Regions from separate parts of the Mus musculus genome. Here region 1 is linked to region 2. A link is a contact called in ENCODE Hi-C or POLR2A ChIA-PET data. All regions are on one chromosome and are shown on one strand. The core of a region is the stretch at or near the end of the contact, and the rest is flanking DNA. Distances in the headings are between cores, read along the strand shown. Region 1 overlaps Gm29943 (a long non-coding RNA gene). Region 2 holds the start of Cables2 (CDK5 and Abl enzyme substrate 2).

The links. Hi-C counts contacts between places; a loop is a spot of excess contacts on that map. ChIA-PET counts read pairs that join two places held with the same protein, here RNA polymerase II (POLR2A).
Region 1: POLR2A ChIA-PET joins it to region 2 with 14 read pairs in embryonic stem cell. The contact joins the enhancer-like site here to the promoter of Cables2 in region 2. A Hi-C loop is called at or near these places in 3 of 37 maps with a recorded cell type or tissue (Patski, T-helper 17 cell and T-helper 2 cell). POLR2A ChIA-PET finds 5 or more read pairs at or near these places in 2 of 5 experiments (both embryonic stem cell).

What each region holds. Positions count from the first base shown.
Region 1 is chr2:180,310,025-180,313,645 of GRCm38, reverse strand. Gm29943 (a long non-coding RNA gene) reads right to left here. Exons shown (of 3, transcript XR_867153.1): 3 at 881-1,313. Among named protein-coding and RNA genes, the nearest start is that of Gata5os, 21 kb to the left of the region's middle. Within about 2 kb of position 2,315, at least 1 of the 3 ENCODE cell types and tissues checked has a DNase peak (open chromatin) inside an H3K27ac peak, as active enhancers do.
Region 2 is chr2:180,271,908-180,275,974 of GRCm38, reverse strand. It overlaps Cables2 (CDK5 and Abl enzyme substrate 2), which reads left to right and starts at 2,510. Exons shown (of 10, transcript NM_145851.2): 1 at 2,510-2,875. The coding sequence starts at 2,520. It also overlaps a transcript of Rbbp8nl not described here.

The DNA of each region.
Region 1 (3,621 bases), core at 1,066-3,565, 38 kb before region 2:
ATGCACACTCATGAATACATACACACACTCACACACACGTGGGGGTAGGGATGGAAAGCCTAGGGATGATAATAAGGGGTCTGTGGCTCTGAAGACACAGTGAAGGTGGGAGTCGACAAGCATGGAGTAAGGGCTGCAAATCTCTGAGGTGGCGCTCCCCAGCTTGAACATTTCTGTACTTGTGGGGAATCCCACAAAGATTCAAGAGCAGCAGCAGAAGCCAGGTGTGGTGGCGCATGCCTTTAATCCCAGCACTCCGGAGGCAGAGGCAGGCAGATTTCTGAGTTCAAGGACAGCCTGATCTACAAAGTGAGTTCCAGATCAGCCAGGGCTATACAGAGAAACCCTGTCTCGAAAAACAAAAACAAAGAGAGAGAGAGAGAGAGAGAGAGAGAGAGAGAGAGAGAGAGAGAGAGAGAGAGAGAGAAGCAGCAGCAGTAGCAGAAACACTGTTAAGAGATGGGTTCCAAGAGGGAGCAGGGTTTCCTATAGGTATGTGTAGCATCTGCTTGTCCAGGCTCCTGGGAGCAGAGTTTCACTGGGTGTCCCTACAAGATCTGGAGGCTGGACTGGTCCCAACACCAGAGGCTCCTGTACTGGGCACCACCCAGTGACCCTCCTGTTTCTCCCTGACGAATCCCTTGCATCTACCTCACAAAGGACCCCCTGACAAGTTTGTATAAGCTGAAACAAGCCTGTAGGAATCTAAGACACCAACTTGTCCCAGGCCAGTCCTTCCTAACCAATTTTCCCCTAGATAAGATCTTCTTGTGCAACCTGGATGATACTGCAGCTTGGGATCTATAGAGCACTGGAATTACCCTCTAATTGTAACACCCCAGCATTTGTTACTTTATATCACACAATACTTGAAACAATGTAAGAAAGGAAAGAGTTTTTTTTAATTATTATTATTTGTAATTTCTCTGGGTTTTATTTAGTTCTCATAGTAATGAAGGCATAGCTAAATTCATGGTGGCAGAAGTGTGTGACAGGTTCCTTACAAGAATCAGAGAACCTGGCTAGGCCAAACCCTGAGATGAGTTTAGCCTTCAAAGTTCTACTTTTAAAAGCTCCACATTCTTCTTAAGCAGCGCCCCCAGCTGGGGAACAGTGCTCTCCCAAGGGAACAGTGCTCTCCCAAGGGAACAGTGCTCTCCCAAGGGAACAGTGCTCTCCCAAGGGAAAACATGTTGGAATCCAAATCCCTAGGACCTCCGTATGACCTCTGAAAACAGGGTCATTGCAGACACAGTAAGGAAAGACAAGGTCATGGCAGACGGGGAATGGTCCTGGTTCGATGCGGCAGGAATCTGTAAGAAGGGAAGTTAAACACAGTCTGTCAGGGAGAGCACTATGTAAACGAGAGACATATAATGTAATGTAATGACATGTAATGCTTCTACACCCATAAGAGGATACAGAAGTTCAGAGCAGACTCCTCAGCCTTAGGAGGAGCCAAAAACATAAATACATATACATGCATACATACGCATACATCAAGAAAAAGGAAGAAATAATCTTTCATTATGTTTTAACCCAGCACATCCAAAACATCTCAGCCTGTTGTCTCCCCAGGAAGTAACAAATGACATAATTTAGCATCTCTGGGTCATTCCGGTCCATGCAACCACTGTATTGTCTACACTGAGTCACCATATAGCAGGACCAGCCATCCCATGGCAGCCACACATGCTGTGTGAGGACAGCACCCAGATGGGTTAGGTCTATCTCAGTCTTCATGTTTGGGCCAGAATTAAGATTAAGGTAAGCTGAGCCACACCAAGGACAGTTACAAATGGCATACCCTGCCAAGCTGGATTCTTAGGTCTATCCCTGTGAGAATGATGGAACTGGTCCAGCTAAAAGAACAGGGTCTAGGTCAAGGGGTTAAATGAAGAGTACAGGCTGTGCCGGGAAGCAGAGAAAGGGGCTGGGGAGTGGGGAAGGGAAGGAGTGAGCCAGCTTCACTCAGTTCTATCCTTGAAACTCAGGTGCAGGAGACAGGGCCTTCTTCTCACCTCGAGCTCTGGACAGCAGACCTCTTTGTTACCATTCCTCCACTGAAAATAAAGGGCCGCATGAGCATGTGGGAAGATGAGGCCTCCTCAGCAATCCCCCATCTCAGTGATGGATAGGGTGGGTTTTCCATGAGGCCTTCCAACCAGCACCCCAAAATGCTTTGGCCACCCAGGCAGGGTGAGGGTCGTGCCAGGCTGTGCTGCCAGGCTGAGCTGTCTGCTGATGGCCCTGGCCAGCAGCCGGGGAAGAGAGACTCATATTTTCCTATGAGGAGGTTGGCCTGGCAGCTGGGAGGCCATGCTGATAAGAGAACCCTGGGCCTGCTCTCGTGCCTGCTCTCTGAGCAGTAGTTAGGAGCAGAGCACATGCAGAGAGGAAACCCTAGCCAAGATCCACCTCACCCTACTCCTTAATGCCTCTGTACCCCTGCCACCTGCTAGGCTAAGCGGGCATGCTGGATATCATCAAGGCATACTGGGTGCATGCAAGTACTCAAAGGATGGGTATATATGACAGGAAAGGGGAAGAAGGAGAGAGGAAAGGAGAGAAAGCTAGGCTCTTTGCTAAGGGAAGGACCTGTCCTGTTCTCACAATCAGTTGATAAATTCTATAGTGAGTAGCCCACAGAGTGCCTTGCTCACTGGCCAGAATGCCACAGTGGAAGACCTAAGTCCCAAGCAAGTCTTGACCCCCGCCATGGGTCCTTCAAACAGCAGGTTGCCCAGAGAAGGACCTGTGCAGTGTATCCAGGAGCCAGAACCCAAACTAGCTCCACCAGTTCAAACCCCAGCTCTCCTCAGCAGTGCTGTGTGGCAAGCTACTGATCCTCTCTGTGCCTCTACTCCATAAAACAGCTCCGAGAAAGGCCAGGGCACTTCAGCTTAAGGAACTTGGGAGAAGGCTGTGGGGAAAATAGGGATTCCTCAGCCCAGTTAGCTTCTGCAGAATACAGAAGTCACAGGCAGAGCCAGAGGACCTGGGGGGCCTGGGCACCAGCCCTACGGAAACCACGCAGAGCCCAGACAGACCTGCATTATGAGCACCATGTTAAGGGGAGCTGCACAGATGAGATTCCCAGGATGACGTCCTGGAGATCGAGGCCTCCTTGTGATGGTACAGAGGTCTGGAATGGACCCACAGCCCAGCAATCTTCTTGGAAGTTAAAGTTTTTTGTTATTTGTTGTGTAGCTCAAATCTAGTGCCTGTGGCTCACCAGGAAAATGGCACAGAACAACACCCAAGCCCCTTCTGATTCTAGTTTCTAGAGTAGGATGTTCTCTGGGTCCCCAAATAATTACATGTTAGTTTAGAAGAGAAAGCAAGCAGACCTGACCCAGGACATTGACCTCCTCACTTCCTGCTGGGAGAATTTTGGGAGAGAGCGTAATGCGAAGAGCCCAGACTCCCACACAATGTTCACACATAACCTGCCTCCAAGCTGACCTCTGTCTGGTGGCTCCATTGTCCCTAGGTAGTGTATGTACTTGCCACAAGCATGGTCATATACTCAGGGGGTCCCAGGAGGCTTGTCACTGCCTGTACAGGATGGTGAGAAAGCTCTCAGACATGTAGGATACCCTCCAACCAGTCAACAGGACT
Region 2 (4,067 bases), core at 1,261-3,760:
TTCCAGGCTAGGAAGGACGCTTCAGTCAGCGCGGTCTCAGGCGCCCCCTTGTGGAGTCTTGGCAGATGCAACCAAGACTAAGAATTAAGAATCAGCCCTGAACCACTAGATCCTGATGGTATTGAAGAAACTTAGGGAAATACCTGTGTATGAAGTTTAAGAGCTGCCATTTCCAGGGCAAAAACAGGCACTGTTGGCAAAGCACCAGTCAGGGTCCAGTGTGGGGAAATAAGGGAGAAAGAAGCTGCCTTGGGGAGGTCAAGGAAGGTGGCACCTGAAGCTTAGATTTGGGTTTTGAGGGTTGAATAGAAGTGTGCCAAGCAGGCAAAGTTCCTAGCATGCTCTTATAAGCATCTAAATATGTGCCAAAAGGTCAGGGTGAAAGCCAAGGAGAACTCACTTGACCATAACTGAGTGAGGAAGGCTGGAGCTGGCCAAACCAGGTAGAAGGACTACAGCATAAAAGGGAACTGTGGGTATAATTGTAAGAGCCTGAAACTTCCAGAACTGGAGAAACTGTCACTGGGACTGGGTGAGGCCTGGGCTTAACAGAGTACCATTCTCTACTGAGCACACCTGAGAGGCCCGAAGGACAAAATTCCAAGGGACAGCCAGGTGTGTGTGTGTGTGTGTGTGTGTGTGTGTGTGTGTGTGTGTGTGTTCAATCAGTTACAAGATTCTTCAGCTTTTTCAAATTTGAATAAAACACAAGCTGTATGTTTTATCCACTTTGACCTCCTGGTCAGGTTTGGTCTGTGAGGGAAAAAAACCCACAGTACCACACCCAGGAAGAGGCCAAGTTCCTGTTTAAATGTCCCTCAATCACCTCACAGGTTTGTCTGCCAATATTGGGGTCTAGCTCTAGGGCTATGTCCACACTCATGGTACCCTGCCAGGAGCACACCTCCTTGTCATCCCTGTCAGACAGTGGCTTCTGTTAGCCACGATCAATTACCCATCCCAAAGCAGCTTAGTCATACAGCTAGCACCTCATACTACCAGAGACCAAAACTCAGAAAGGTAAGCAGCCTGAGTGTGAAGGACACCACCCCAGGTCAGCAGACACCATGACCCCCTGACAGAAATTACTCTCTCTGGGAGTGCCCACCACTCAATGGACCAAGCCCTGCGTTCTACTAGACAGGAAAACTGTCCACCTTGTCACTGGTTCCTGGCAGGGTAGCTAGGAAAAGGCAGTGGAGAAGAGGGGGGTCAGAACAGAGTAAGGGTAAGCCTACTTGTTCAGGGATGACAGGGAGATGCCATGGATAGAGGGGGGTGTCTGACAGAATCAGCCTGCCTGAGCCTTAAAAGCAGGGAAGGAACTGGCAGTATGAACTCCTATAGGTAACACTACCGATGGCTTCTCCCAAGGAAAGAAGCCACTTCCCAGGGATCTCTCTCCCTCAACCAACTCCACTCCAGCACCCATTTTAAGCAGCCACAGGACCAGAGCAGGCAGTGACCATAGACCAAAAAGAACATTGGGGAGATTTTCCTTTGTGTTTCTTCAATGATCCATCAAACACTTTAAAGACAAGAAGTCGCCGGGCAGTGGTGACGCATGCCTTTAATCCCAGCACTTGGGAGGTAGAGGCAGGCAGATTTCTGAGTTCGAGGCCAGGCTGGTCTACACTATACAGAGAAACCCTGACTTGAAAAACAAAACAAAAGAAAGATAAGAAGTCCACATAGGTTGGGAGCTGGAAAGAGCAGGTGATGGTAGGGTGAAGACTCTGTACAGGGAAGGGCCGACATACACACACGGTACTGAGCCAGAAGGGTTTGTATACTCGAGTCCTGGACATCCTCCACGAAGGAAACTGAAACTCCAGTATCATGCAGACTCAAGACCACGTCCATGAGGCAACTGAGATGTCAGCTGCCCTCAGACCATAGACGGGTGTCTTCAGCAGTCAGTGAGGAGGCCAGGCGGCACAGCCCGGAAGTTACAGGCTCTGGTGGAACATGGATGGATACCTGCCCAGAAGAACCCCAGGGCTGAGGGAACACCCCGGAGCAAGTGACCACAACAGGCCCGCACCCTGAGTCTGCAGCCCATAATGAACATTCGCTGAAGGGTGCCCTGTACACCGAGTCCTGGACGGGAGAACAGGACACAGGTTCCGTGCACCTACCGACCTTGCCGTGTTTAGCCACGCCAAACCTACAACAGACAGAAGACTCTAGGACTCAGGGGAGCGCCGGGGCAAGCCACATATCGCTAGCCGATCGAAGGGCTCAGAGGAGCCTCATTTGCATGCAGGCGCGCCGCAACCAATGGACAGGGACCGCGGAACTATATTTGCATATGGGCGCGCCGCGGCCAATGGGCGGGAGCGACGGGGTGGTATTTGCATACAGGCGCGCCGCAACCAATAGACAGGAACCGCGGAACTATATTTACATATGGGCGCGCCGCGGCCAATGGGCGGGAGTGACGGGGTGGTATTTGCATGCAAGCGCGCCGCGGCCAATGGGCAGCTGCGCGGCGGCGCGGCGCGGCGGCGCACTCGAGCATGGCCGCGGCTGCGGCGGGAGGAGCCCCGGGTCCGGCCCCCGGCCCCTCCAGGCCCGCGCCGGCCGCCCGGAACCCGCCGGCCGTGCCGCGGAGGCGCGGGGACTCCCGGCGCCGTCAGGCCGCCCTCTTCTTTCTCAACAACATCTCCCTGGACGGACGGCCCCCGAGCCTGGGTCCCGGAGGCGAGAAGCCAGCGCCGCCGCCGCCACCGCCCACCGAGGCCCGCGAGGCGCCCGCGCCGCCGCCCGCTCCACCTGGAGGCCTCCCGGGGCTGCCAGCCAGGCCCGCGCCCCAGGGCCTGCTCAGCCCCACGACGGCGCCCGCCGGCCTTGGCCTGGACGGGCAGCGCCAAAGGTGAGTGGGCTGGACGGGGGCGGCTGCACGCTGGGGTCAGGGTGGTGGCCTAGAGGCCTAACCAGCACTCCGGCTGTGTGACCTATGGCCTTGGCAGCCCGGGGCACCGGTGGTGGTGAGCCAGGTCCCTCCTCCCAGGTTGTGGGGTAGTTGACCTATGGGTTCGGGTAAGCCACAAGCTCGGCAGACCTGGACATGGTTGGGATGAGGTGGGTCCATTCACCCCGCACACAGGTATGGTCACCTGGTACCCATCAACTTAACACTCAGAGGTCTGGGTGAACCGGAATGGTCAGCCCAGGACACAGGGTCAAGATGACCAGCCCAAGATCAAGGTGTCGGGTAATTAGGGAAGAGGGTTCTTCAGCCCATAATGCAGGAGCCAGGGTGGTCCAGGGATCCTTCATTCTGGTACTTGAGGGCCCATCACCGCAGCGTGCAAGAGTCAGAGAGGCTCGCAGTCCCGTCTGTCCTTGACTGGGACTGAGGTGATGTGGCAGCATCAGTCCAGAATACAGGAGATGAGTTTGGGATTAACTGAAGCTGGTCAGCCTCCAGAGGGAAGGGATAGTCCCACTAAAACTGTCAACTTCTGGATATGGGGTCAGCTCTTTACCTTGAAAGTCCCACTAAAGCTGTCAGCTCCTGGATATGGGGTCAGCTCTTTACCTTGAAAGTCCCCTGAATATGGATTTCGGAGTTCCCTTGGTCTAATTGACTCTAGACACATCCCTCCCCTGGCTACCCTACACAGAGACTCACAAACACTTTTTACAGGCTGTGTGCCCAACTCAGCTTGTGGGCCAGGGTCTTACCTACCTGGTCTCATCTCTACTCGGCCTTATACACCTGACCACCTCCCTGCCCTCTGTCCCACACCTGCTGGACTCAGGGTCTGCAACATGTAACTGTTCTGCCTCCCCTGCCTGGATCCTAGGATCCTTCATCCTAGCCCAGGACAGCTCTTATTCCTCACTACTCCCCCATTCCCTGGCTATGCTTACTTCCCAGATGGCCGTAGCTACCAGCACCATGTGGGTCTCAGCCTGCTCAGCTCCCTCTTGCATTCTCAGCCTTCACCTAACGAGTGACAGCGGGAGCTAAGTCTGGACACTGAGGTCCCTTCTGGGCAGGCCCCACTGCTATATATCCGAGCTCCTGCCAGGTGGCTGGCTCCCAGGTGTGGGAAGCC